2 separate regions of the Homo sapiens genome follow, and region 2 is linked to region 1. A link is a contact called in ENCODE Hi-C or POLR2A ChIA-PET data. All regions are on one chromosome and are shown on one strand. Each heading gives the region's core, a stretch centred on a gene start or an enhancer-like site at or near the end of the contact. The rest is flanking DNA. Distances are from core to core; before and after follow the strand shown. Region 1 overlaps AMN (amnion associated transmembrane protein). Region 2 overlaps CDC42BPB (CDC42 binding protein kinase beta).

Evidence for each region. Hi-C counts contacts between places; a loop is a spot of excess contacts on that map. ChIA-PET counts read pairs that join two places held with the same protein, here RNA polymerase II (POLR2A). Pooled maps may share reads with other maps.
Region 2: a loop to region 1 is called in a pooled map, with 2.4 times the contacts of the local background. The contact joins two enhancer-like sites. A Hi-C loop is called at or near these places in 2 of 50 pooled maps. POLR2A ChIA-PET finds 5 or more read pairs at or near these places in 3 of 52 experiments (A673, AG04450 and Caco-2).

Annotation. Positions count from the first base shown.
Region 1 is chr14:102,923,167-102,929,145 of GRCh38, forward strand. It overlaps AMN (amnion associated transmembrane protein), which reads left to right. Exons shown (of 12, transcript NM_030943.4): 2 at 545-663; 3 at 769-813; 4 at 5,260-5,347; 5 at 5,592-5,809; 6 at 5,955-5,979. Among named protein-coding and RNA genes, the nearest start is that of AMN, 3.5 kb to the left of the region's middle. RefSeq lists silencers at 1,084-1,282, 5,133-5,322. Within about 2 kb of position 4,730, at least 8 of the 41 ENCODE cell types and tissues checked have a DNase peak (open chromatin) inside an H3K27ac peak, as active enhancers do.
Region 2 is chr14:102,983,043-102,989,189 of GRCh38, forward strand. CDC42BPB (CDC42 binding protein kinase beta) reads right to left here. Exons shown (of 37, transcript NM_006035.4): 6 at 3,445-3,538; 7 at 514-714. Among named protein-coding and RNA genes, the nearest start is that of AMN, 63 kb to the left of the region's middle. RefSeq lists enhancers at 3,400-4,034, 4,035-4,668. Within about 2 kb of position 2,805, at least 2 of the 41 ENCODE cell types and tissues checked have a DNase peak (open chromatin) inside an H3K27ac peak, as active enhancers do.

The DNA of each region.
Region 1 (5,979 bases), core at 3,480-5,979:
TTCCCTAAACCCCTCGCGGCTCCCTCAGGACAACCCCACCCACCACATTCAGGGCCGGCCTGACCTGGTCCTGCCGCCCCCAGCCCCTTCTTACTTCTCATACCGGGTTGCGCTCTGTCGCAGCTCTTCCCGGCCCAGGTAGGACTCCTCCGGGAAGCCTTCCTGATTCCAAGGCCGAGAAGAGGTCTGTGCTGCCCCATCCTCCTCCATGCCCCAGTTGTCACTGTCCTTAACAACGCTGTCCTCTGCTCCAGCGCCAGGCAAACTGGGGGCAGTGCCGGGAGGCTATCTAGGCAGGCGTCCTGCAGGGCGCGTTTGAGCGGGCTCTGCAGGTATCAGTAGAAGTCCGTTGGAGAGCGCCCGGGCAGGGCGCCCACAGTCTGGCCGGGAGGGACCAGGGTCTGGGTCCGGGCCCCCGGGGATGGGGTTCCTATGCGTCCCGGGTGATCCGCGCGGACCTTCCGCACTTCTCTGGGTGGGTGGCCTTCCCTGAGAAGGGAGCATCCCGGAGAGCATCCCGGGCACTCAGTCGCCTCCTCCCCAGCACTGACCCAGGCGGTCTCCAAACTCTGGGTCCCCAACACGGACTTCGACGTCGCAGCCAACTGGAGCCAGAACCGGACCCCGTGCGCCGGCGGCGCCGTTGAGTTCCCGGCGGACAAGGTGCCTGGGAGCGCCGGCGGGGTCGGTGATGGGCCTGGACCCCTGAGACCGTGTGGCCCCGGTGGGGGTTGCTCCCGGCTCGGCTGAGGCAGCTTCTTCCTGCAGATGGTGTCAGTCCTGGTGCAAGAAGGTCACGCCGTCTCAGACATGGTAAGGCCGGGCTGCTACTGCCACTGGGCTGGGGGTTCACAGAGTCTCTGAAGCGCCTTCAGGGACTGCTGTGCCTTGAGGGCGGACCCCACCGGCATGGAGGCACTGCAGGACTGGGACTTTGGCCTCTGGAGAATATTCTAGGAGGCAGGGAGTGGGGGGGAACCTAGGGGAGCTTGGTCCCATGGTCCCAGCCAGGCTGTGTCCTGGGAGGGATGGGAGGCACCCCTGTCCCCACAGCCCTTGTGATGCCCAGCAGTGGGTGGTCTTCCCAGGAAGCGCCTGCTCCATGCCCTTCCCCCAAAGCCTTGCCTTGTCCTGGTGCCTAAAGCTCCATCTTTAGAACACTAGGGAAAGTGTCCCCAACACCCCCCCCTCTACCCACCATCCGGGTCCCTGGCCTGTTAGGAAGTGGCCGCCCAGGAAGAGGCGAGCCCACTCCTGCCTGGCTCTGCCTCCCTTCAGATCAGATCAGATTCTCCTAGGGACCCCTATTGTCACTGCGCCAGCGAGGGGCCTGGGTGGGTGTGCACTCCTTAAGTGGCTGACATCTGAGATGGGACAGCTTAATCCTGAAACCTTCCCCACTCCCATCAGTCCATGGAAGAACTGTCTTCCACAAAACTGGTCCCTGGTGCCAAAAAGGTTGGGGACTGCTGCCCTAGGGGACCTTTTTCTCAAACTGCTTCACACAACACTCCAAGAACATGATGGGAACTGGGAGGAAAGCGGGTTCCATGAGTAGGTAAGTTTGGGAAATGCTGCAGCCTGCACTTTCCTGGAGCTTCATCACGTATTAAAGGCTCTGATAAGGCCCCAGAGAAAGAAGCTAATTTCCTTGTTTAAGGTGGAGTTCCGCAAGCTACAGGCCAAATGCAGCCCCTACGGGTGGAGCAAGGAACGGTTTTTACACTTTGTAATCGTTGGGGAAAAAAAGAACAATCTTTTGTGGCACTTGAAAAATATATGACATTCACACCTCAGCGACAGTAAATACAGCTTCACTGGCACACAGCCTGCCCGCTTGGTTGAGTATCCTCGGTGGCCACTGTCCCATTGCATCGGCAGCCCACCAGCTTCCAGGGTGACTGTGGGGCCTGCAGGCCAAGCCTCTGGGCAAAAGCTTCCTTCCAGCCCCTTCACAGCCACTCCTGGGCTGCGTCCTCATCCTGTCACCTGCACACCTGCCAGCTCAGTCACTCCTGAGTGAGGGTCACTGGTGAGCTGGGTCGGGGTGTCGGCTCCAGATGTGGGGTCCAGGCCTGGGGCCCCCGCGTGTGCGGGTGGGGAGGATGGCTCAATGGGCTTGGCCTGGCCCATTCCTGCCCCATGCGGGGTCAGGGACCCTGGGCCTCATTTCCACCCCAGGGCCGCTTGGTTCCTTCCTTCAGGTTTTCCAAAGCTGCCTTAACCCAAAAGCTGCCACACACTGGGGAGGGCACCCACAGCAAGATGGCGACGCTCCCACCCGGGAAACAGGAGGAGGGCAGGGAGAGGGAGGCGGTTGCCCCTTGTGGCCCGGCCCCCAGAACCCACGCATAACCTTGGCAACCAGGCAGCCCGAGTGAGGGGGGCACTGGGAGCTGATGGGGGACCTGTGGGCAGAGGAGTCAGGCTGGGCTGGGGGTTCCAGGGCATGGATTTCCCCCTACTCCCCTCCCCTGCCGGCCTCCTTACTTTCATGATCTCCTTTGGAAGCACTTGGGCTCTGAAAGGAGGCAATACTCCATTCATTCATCTATTCAATAATTCATTCATTGATCATCCATTGGCCGGTGGGAACAGCGCAGGGGCAGGGGACAGTGGCCCCAGGGTCCCAGCCTGCAGAGGCCGAATTCACCCAGAGCCGCCCAAGCACCCCCATCCCCTGCCCGCGTCGGCTATGTTGCCCTCCACACCCCTGGCTCCCAGCTTCATCCATCTGCCTAGATGAGGCCCGAGTAACAGGCCGTGCACATCAGTGCCTTACTTTGTAATTCTGTGGTTGGGAGCGTCCCTCCCTGCGATTTTCCTTTTCCTTGCCCTTCCTCCCATTTCTACCTTTTGCCTGCTTTCTTGTTGGGGGAGTCTCCTGTCTTTCACCCATCCCCCTGCCTTGGCTGGAGGCTTTGCAAGTCTGCTCACTGTGGACTTGCCTGCAGTGTCCTGTGCTGAACAGAAACCTTCATTTTAATCGACCTAATGCAAAACGCCTTACCTTAGAACTGTGTTTTTTCTGTTTCGTTTGAGAATCGCGTCTGCTCCTCAGTCACAATGGTAATGGACTGTGTACCTATGGGGCACGTGCACCAGCGAGGGCTCCTGCTGTGTTTCTCTCCTTAGAGTGAACCCAGCTTCCAGCATCCTCCGCCTTGCCCTTTTGTTCTAGCACTGCTGGAATCCGTCGTGTGCCTGGGTGTTGTGGGTCTCTCTGAGCCTTGTCTTCAAGTCCACAGGCCGCTTTGCCGACCCTACACTATCCACACAGTGGCTCTGCAGGATGGCTTAATATCCATCCCCTTCACTCCTGCTCCAAGGTTCTTTGTGGATCTCATTGTTGCAGATAAATTGTAGAATAGGTTTGCCAGGTAACAACTACCACCACCACCACCAAAAAAACCCTGGATTTTTTTTTTTTTTTTTTTTGAGATGGAGTCTTGCTCTGCCACCCAGGCTGGAGTGCAGTGGTGTGATCTCGGCTCAGTGCAACCTCTGCCTCCCGGGCTCAAGCGATTCTCCTGCCTGAGCCTCCCAAGTAGCTGAGACTACAGGAATTTTGATTGGGATAAATAACAGCCTTATGCTGTCAAGCCATCCATTCAAGAGCATGGACGGACTCTCTCTAAATATTTCAGGTCATCCATGGCCTCTTTAGCATCTTAAAGTTTTCCCTGTAGAGGTCTTATATTGTATTGGTTAATTCATCAATACTTTGTTAAGTTTGTTTTTTTGAGACAGGGTCTCACTCTGTTGCCCAGGCTGGAGTGCAATGGCGTGATCACGGCTCACTGCAGCCTTGACCTCCCTGGGCGCAAACAATCCTCCCACCTCAGCCTCCCGAGTAGCTGGGACTACAGGCTTGTGCCACCACGCCCGGCTAATTTTTGTAGTTTTTGTAGAGATGGGGGTCTCACTATGTTGGCCAGGCTGGTCTTGAACTCCTGGGCTCGAGTGATATGCCCGCTTCGGCCTTCCAAAGTGTTGGGATTACAGGCATGAGCCACCGCTCCTGGCCTTAAGTTTGGTTTCTATTATAAATGTTGCCCTATATTTAAAAATTATATCCTCTTTTTATTTTTAAATTTTTTGTAGAGATGGAGTCTCACTATGTTTCTCACCAGGCTGATCTCAAACTCCTGGCCTTACCTACTGTGCTCGTCTGTTCAACTATTATGTTACGTTTCTATTTTTCCCCTTCGTTCTTTAAAAAACGGTGTTCTTGGTATGCTTCCTCCTGGGAACCCCTCCCTGTTCCTGAGGCGCTTTGAGCTATGACACATTCCGTCCCCACGGCTCCACCTCTGCACCTGTGGGGGGACTTGCCCTGCTGGCAGTGCCACACCCTCAGGTGTGCACGGAACTGAAGTGTGACCTCACGTCGCTGGGGGTGTTGGCCTCTTGCTCAGGTGCAGTGCTCCTGGAAGGGCCGAAGAGTGGGTCCTGCCTCGGGTGGGCGCGCCCTGCTGTGCTGAGCCCCTCACAACCTGGCAGCAAGGGTTGCCCTGGCCCAGCGCTCACCCTCAGCCCCTGAGGGAGAAGTGCAGAAGCAAGAAGGCAGGAGGCTGAGGTCCTGGCACTTGGAGGAGAGGGGGAGTGAGGGGCGGCCAGTCAGACCCCCCGTATTTCTGCTGACACCCGAGACTTGGGCTGTGGCCCCACTTCTGTGGTGCGGGAGCTGCACGGCCCAGCCCAAGCCTATAGGAAACAGCAGGGGCAACTCCACCTCCCCGCTACACTCCCTGCCTCCTCCTGCACCCCTGGCCGCCAGATGCAGCCTCTCCCTCCCTCCCTCACACACCAAGAGCGCGGCCTCAGACTCCCCAGGAGCCGGGCAACTTTCGAAACTTTAGTTCCTGGAACCTGGGAGCCCTGGGCCTGTGCACGTTCTCAAGGGGCTACGGGGGGAGGCGACAGGCCCTGGCCAGAGTCACCTCCGCCCCAGACTCCCCACGGCTCCGTCTCGCTCCCCGGCTCCGGCTCTGCCCCTGGCCTGTGAGACCTCCAGCTCAGGGACAGGACACTGGGCTGTGCCCGCTTCGGGGCCTTGCCCACGCGGCCCCATCTTTCCCAGGCCAGATCCGCTTCCTCTGCCAGCCTCAGCCAGGCCGAGGACCCCGGGCCTGAGCTCGCCCGGGCTCCTTCCGTGCACAGGGTCTCGGCTTCTCGTCCCAGGGGACTGGGGGCGGGGTGGGCGCGGAGCAGGCCCGGACCCCCGCGTGGCGCCGCCTCAGCCCGTGTCTCTTGCAGCTCCTGCCGCTGGATGGGGAACTCGTCCTGGCTTCAGGAGCCGGATTCGGCGTCTCAGACGTGGGCTCGCACCTGGACTGTGGCGCGGGTGAGGCGGTCGGGCAGGGGCGGGGCTCTGGAAAGGCATGTTCAGGGGCGGGGACTGGAGGGAAGGCGCGTCGAGGGGGGCGAGGACCGGAGGGAGGGCGCCTCCGGGGGCGTGGTTTAGGGAGTGGCGGAAGTGTCCCGAAGCGGGGCTTGGGAGGTCGTGCTCAGACGCGTGGCGTGGCGTGGCGTGGCGTGGTGTGGCGCGGCGCTTGTTCCGTGGAGCTCAGGGATGTGCTCCGGCTCAGGCGAACCTGCCGTCTTCCGCGACTCTGACCGCTTCTCCTGGCATGACCCGCACCTGTGGCGCTCTGGGGACGAGGCACCTGGCCTCTTCTTCGTGGACGCCGAGCGCGTGCCCTGCCGCCACGACGACGTCTTCTTTCCGCCTAGTGCCTCCTTCCGCGTGGGGCTCGGCCCTGGCGCTAGCCCCGTGCGTGTCCGCAGCATCTCGGCTCTGGGCCGGGTGAGCACTGAGGGGAGGGAGGCTCGGGTCCCCTCTCCCCACCTCGGCCCGACCCCGCCCCTCCTGGTCTGCACACGTTGGGTCTGAGCACTCAGGTGAAGTCTCTTCCTCGGGCTGGCTCCGGTGGGGACCCGGCTGCCCGCAGACGTTCACGCGCGACGAGGACCTGG
Region 2 (6,147 bases), core at 1,555-4,054, 58 kb after region 1:
GGGGAGGATGAAGGGCTCCACCATCTGGAGACACATGATCATTTACAGGGACTGATTTCTGGGGAACAGACTTGAGAATCAAAGTTGGCACCTAACCAGTGAATCTAGAGCCACAGGTCAAAGGGCCCACCTGGACCTCCCCACTGGCTACCCCCGGGCGCCTCACTCCATGCGCCTGTGCAGACGACGCGTCTGTCTACAGAAACCTGCCTTCCCTCCAGGAAGCCAGCTTGGAGCAGGCCAGCGTCCTTCCCCTGAGAGTGGGGGTGGGGGTCACCCTCAGAACCTCCTTCCCCTTCCTCTGGCGCCCACATCTCCTGGTGCCGACCCCGCCTCTGGATGCCCTCTCCAATGTCTACTCCAATCTGCCTGTCCCCAGTTTGGTCCAAACCCCGTCACCTCTTCCTCAACTACTCGCGTTGCTTCCTAACGGATCTTCCTGCACTAGTTGTGCTCTCTGTACTTTAGGCCTGAGCCAGGTACCAAAAAAAAAAAAAAAATGCAACGTCTTACTTCATGGTTCATGATCTTCCCATAGGTCTCCACGAGTGACTCCGCATAAAACGGCGTTTCTCCATAGAGCATCTCATACATGCAGACACCCAGAGACCACCAGTCACACTCAGGCCCGTATTTGCCCATGCCGTCCTCCATCGCCTGCAGGATCTCCGGCGAGATGTAGTCAGGTGTGCCCACGGCCACGGAGGACTGCACCTTAGGGGAGAAGGAGGTGCTGAAGGAAACCCTAGGGCATCTCCAATCACATATTTCCAACTACTTTCTCTAAAATATAGCGGAGGCAGAAAATGAAATAATCATAGAATAAAACTGATGAATGATCGTGTTTTTTAAACCCAGTAATTCAAGCTGAGTATAGTGCCTCGAGCCTGTAGCCTCAGCTACTTGGGAGGCTGAGGCCGGAGAACCGCTTGAGCCCAGGAGCTCAAGGCCAACACGGGCAACATGGTCCCCAACCCTGTCTCTAACGAAACAAAACGGAATTTAAAAACCTCAATAATGCAAAATTCAATGCAAATAAATATCCTTTTGAAGCACTAAACATTATGCGGCTCCCAGAATGCATGAAACTCTTGTACACATGGTCTGTCAATACCCAAATACCAGCCACAGCCCCAAACAGTGCCTCTCCAATCCCCCAGGGTTGGCATTTCCCACTCTCTGTCACTGCTCCCAGTGTGATGCAGGGGCCACATGTGCACAGGCCAGCCTTTCTGATTTTCATGTGCAGCACGCAGGGAGTCTTGTGTAGGGTCTGTTTTTAGAATAAAGACTCCAGTGGGGCACAAGAGGCTGCATTTCTAATAAGCTTCTGGGGGTACTAAGGCTGCTCACCTGCAGCCGACCCTGTGGTCTTCCTCATGGGAACATGCAGAAGTTGGTCCAGGCATTAGCCGGGTGCTCAGGCATTCCCTGGACAGCGCACCAGGAGGCTAAGACCGCTCCTACCCCCGCAAGGGAGAAAACAGCTCCCCTGCTATCTACATCAGCAGGCAGGTGCCAGAGTACAGTGACACCTCTGCAGAAAGCTGCGAGGGCACGGGCCACCTCAGAGCAAGCGGGAGGAGCCTGGTGAAGCTGAGAAATCATCCAAGCAGAGAGAACGATGGAGAGTATAGGGCCATCCTGACGGGCTGAGTCTCTAAGACTGAGGCTCAGGCAGGAACTGGAGACAACAACCACAGGCCTGTCTGGGGAAGGCCAGGCTCTCCCGAGGGTCCCCTCTGGGAAGAGAGACACAGGGTCCAAGCAGCACCCCAGAGCCAGTGGTGTGAGAACTGCTCAGGCTGAATGGATCAGCAGAGAACTCCACCTCTATCACTTCCCTGCACGAGTGCGTGGCCAGCCCACAGGAGCTCCTACAGACAGCGGGACCACTGGGGTGTTGGGCGGTGACTCCACGATGAACAACTACTGTGACGGGGTGGAGTGGAGGTGAGGAGGGTAACCCATGCTCTGGTTAAACCATGACGGGGTGGTGTGGAGGTGAGGAGGGTAACCCATGCTCTGGTTATACCATGACGGGGTGGTGTGGAGGTGAGGAGGGTAACCCATGTTCTGGTTATACCGTGACAGGGTGGTGTGGAGGTCAGGAGGGTAACCCATGCTCTGGTTATACTGTGACAGGGTGGTGTGGAGGTGTGGAGGGTAACCCATGCTCTGGTTAAACCATGACGGGGTGGTGTGGAGGTGAGGAGGGTAACCCATGTTCTGGTTATACCATGACGGGGTGGTATGGAGGTGAGGAGGGTAACCCATGTTCTGGTTATACCGTGACAGGGTGGTGTGGAGGTGAGGAGGGTAACCCATGCTCTTGTTATACCGTGACAGGGTGGTGTGGAGGTCAGGAGGGTAACCCATGCTCTGGTTATACTGTGACAGGGTGGTGTGGAGGTGTGGAGGGTAACCCATGTTCTGGTTCAGACCTGTTCTAGTCACTGGAAGACTGGAGTGGAGGACAGCACCCGCCTACCAATTAATCAATATGTGGTCAAGACTATTAAAAACAAGAGACTGGCTTTGTGGAATGAAAATGAGCAAACTGCTTTATTTCTTATAAAACGCTGTCAACTGAAGCCAGTCACATGGGTGCTTCCACTACTGCTTGAAAATCCGCCAGTAGGCAAGAAAGGGATTGCTCTCTCGGAAAACTATTTGATGTTAGACCTTATGATAAGTGTAGGTTTCAAAAAAGAAAAGACTCCAAACATGTAAGAACAAAACTGCAACAGTGGCCACAGACGCAGTGAAAGCAGTTTGCTGCAAGCAGCTGCCAACAGGGTGTGAGCAGAGCTGGGACTGCCCCCATCAGGCTACTCGGCCATGACGCTGGTCTGACTGCGGGGTGGAGACCACAGGGCCTGTGGCCTGAGCCTGGGTCTCCTGGTGATAGCCGATCCGGGGGCAACCTCCTGTTCTTTCCCTGCTGGCGGGAGTGTCAGCTGGCCCCGTAACACTGAGCACCTAGGACTCTATTTCTAGGTCTACAACACCCATAGAGAGGAAACCCCTAGCAGGAAGTTACCTGCCCCAACACAAGTGAGAAAGTACAGTTACATGGTTAATGCCTGCCCACCCGACCAGCCTGGACAGGGCCCTTTAAGGAAGAAGCAGGGAGCGCCCTCGATCTGCTACAGGGCTGGCATGCTTTTAGCCACCTTGGGATTGAGGAAACCTGACAACTCCCATTCTGGAAGGCACACATATTACTTTTGTAAACATAAAAAGCAATAAAGATGCTTTCCAACTTAATTTTTATTTGGGAAACAAAACTCCCCAAACAGAAAATTTCAACTATCTCCAAAATGGATTCATTTTCTGAATTAATATACTTGGTTTCTTAATTGTACCTCAAATTGAAAACTTCCCTTCTGACTATATGCCAAACCCAAAACCAAATGGAAAATCTCCAACAAAAATACCTACAGTGCCATCATCATTCATCTTCAAACATGATCCAAAGTCAGCCAGGCGGATATGACCATTCACGTCCAAAAGGACATTGTCAGGTTTAATGTCTCTGTTTGTAAAATAAACACACAAATTAACCATCTCCATGCAACACATTAGGTAGATCAAAGCCCTTAACTAGTGGTGATCAGATGAATAAATGCTAATATCCTCTTGTGAACAGCTGTCACCATCCAGTACAAATGCCTCTGTGTGACATTCAGCTGGCATGGTGGCAGCCGAAGTCGTATCACTGCCCCTCGTTTAGTCCCCAGTTACCCTGGCGAGGCCCTGTGACGATTCCTACTCGTCTGCCCACCCAGCTAACGAGCCCCTCCTGAGCATCTCCTTGGTGCCAGGCACTGCTCTCCAGCCCACCCACCTATGCACGTGACAACGCTGCCCCTGCCTTCATGAAGCCTGCACACGAGCTGAGGTCTTGCAAACACAAATAGGCACTGCTGTCTCAGGCAGGCTCACACGGTGCAAGCTCTGTGCTGAGTACCACGGAAAACAGGAATGGGACAAAGGGACAGAGGGACACGTGTGGAGGAAGCTGGCTGGGGGCTGCCACACAAAGAGACGGCAGTGGCCAGACGAGGTCCAGGAGGCAGGTGGCGATCTGGGGGAAGACTGCTGCAAACCGCCCCATACCCCCAAAACTGCACTTTATAGATGAAGACATGGAAGCTGAGCCAACTGCCCACAGTTACAGAGCAGCACGTGCTGGAGCAGGAACATAAACACAGGTCTGTCCCACTAACGCCTGTTTCTAAACTACTTTCTGTGCGCTCTCAAACACATGTGCGGGTGCAGGGCACCTCAGAGCATGAATGCTTTTTTCTGGCACAATAAGCTTACATGACTCAACAGTATGAATGCAAACAAACTTTAAAAACAAAGACAGACATTCAGCAAAAGACAAGTACAAGCATGTTCCCAGCGGCACCACTTCTAACAGCCAAAAGGCAGAAACAATCTAAATCTCTGCCTCCAAGAGAATGGGTGAGTAAGCTGGGCTATACTCGTGTGATAGACACCACACCCCAATGAAAACAGACGGGTACCAACTCCCCCAGCCACATGAATCAATCTCACACAAACATGGGCAGATGATAATTCTTACCTCAAAACCAGAAACAAAACACAAAACCAGAAACAAAAACACAAGGCAAAAGAAACTCTAGCATGTAACACTCCAAACTAAAATAAAATATCCTCAAATAAACATTCAGGAATACGAAAAAGAAAACAAAACAAAATCCCACAAACACACAAACACACACACACACACACACACACACACACACACACGGCCAGGTGCAGTGGCTCACAAACTATAATCTCAGCACTTTGGGAGGCTGAGGCAAGAGAATTGCTTGAACCTTGGGAGGCAGAGGCTGTAGTGAGCTGTGATTGCGCCACTGCACTCCAGCCTGGGCGACAGAGCAAGACCCTGTCTCAAAACACAAAAACACACGTACACACACAAACACACACGCACGCACTAGACAAAAGCATGCAGAAAAGAAGAGCTGATTTAACTCAGGGAAGAAATAGAAGAAACAGATAAAATCTTATCAGAAATGAAATTATAAGAGGACCAAACAAGAACAAATTGAAACAAAAATCTAATGAAAAATTGAAGAAAGGGAAGAAAAGATCTAGAAGAATAAAATGAGGTAAAGAAACAAGGAAACGCAGTCAGATAGGAAGCAGCCAGAGGCTAAAGTGGGAGACAGGCAAAGAAGGCCCAACAGATGCATAACTGGAGTCCCTGAAAGAAATCAAAACAAAACATGACTAACATTTGACTACAATCCAACAGAACTTTCCAGAAATTAAAAAAAAAAAAAAAAATACCTGAATCTAGAATGAGAGGGCCCATAAGATTAAAAAAAAGAAAATATCAATGTCCTCTTTTTTGAAGCCAGCCAAGTTGATATTGATGCTCATATGAAAAGAAAAGCCAGAAAAACCCTGAAGAGTGAGCTGTGATGAGGATCAGGCCCAGATGATTTCAAAACACACTACACAGCCTCCCTAATTAAAGCAGTGTGGTGCTAGTGTGTGCAGAGGCAGAGAGAAAATGGAATAGAGTAGAATGTCTAGAAACAAACCAACTACATAAAGAAATCAAGTACAGGACAAAGATAATACGAATCACTGGGGTAAAGATAGACTTAAATAAATTGGTGTTGTGACAACTGGAGAGCCATTTAAAGATAAAATTAGAACTCTTCCTTGTGCCGTATATAAGAATAAACCTGAAATGGACCCAAGATCCACATGGAACAGATGAACCTATATGAATGAAAAAGTAAAAATACTAAAAAACAAAACAAAACAACCCCCCCTTCCAAAAAAAAAAAAAAAACAAACAAACCAACACGTGGGTTTTCTTTTTCTGGGAGTAAGGATTTCTCATTCGATTATGTACAAAAATGTTTAAAAATCTGTGTGGCAAAAAACCACAATGAACCACATCAAAAAACAAATGGCAAATTGGGGAAAAATATTTGTAATATATATTACAGATAAAAGGCAAATACTTCTTTAAGAATTGGGGGAAAAAAGCCAGAAATCCATAATAAAAGGGTAAAACCAATGAAAAAACTCACATACACACACACAAAAATACAAACATGATGGTCAACATCACGAGAAAGGTGAAAAAGA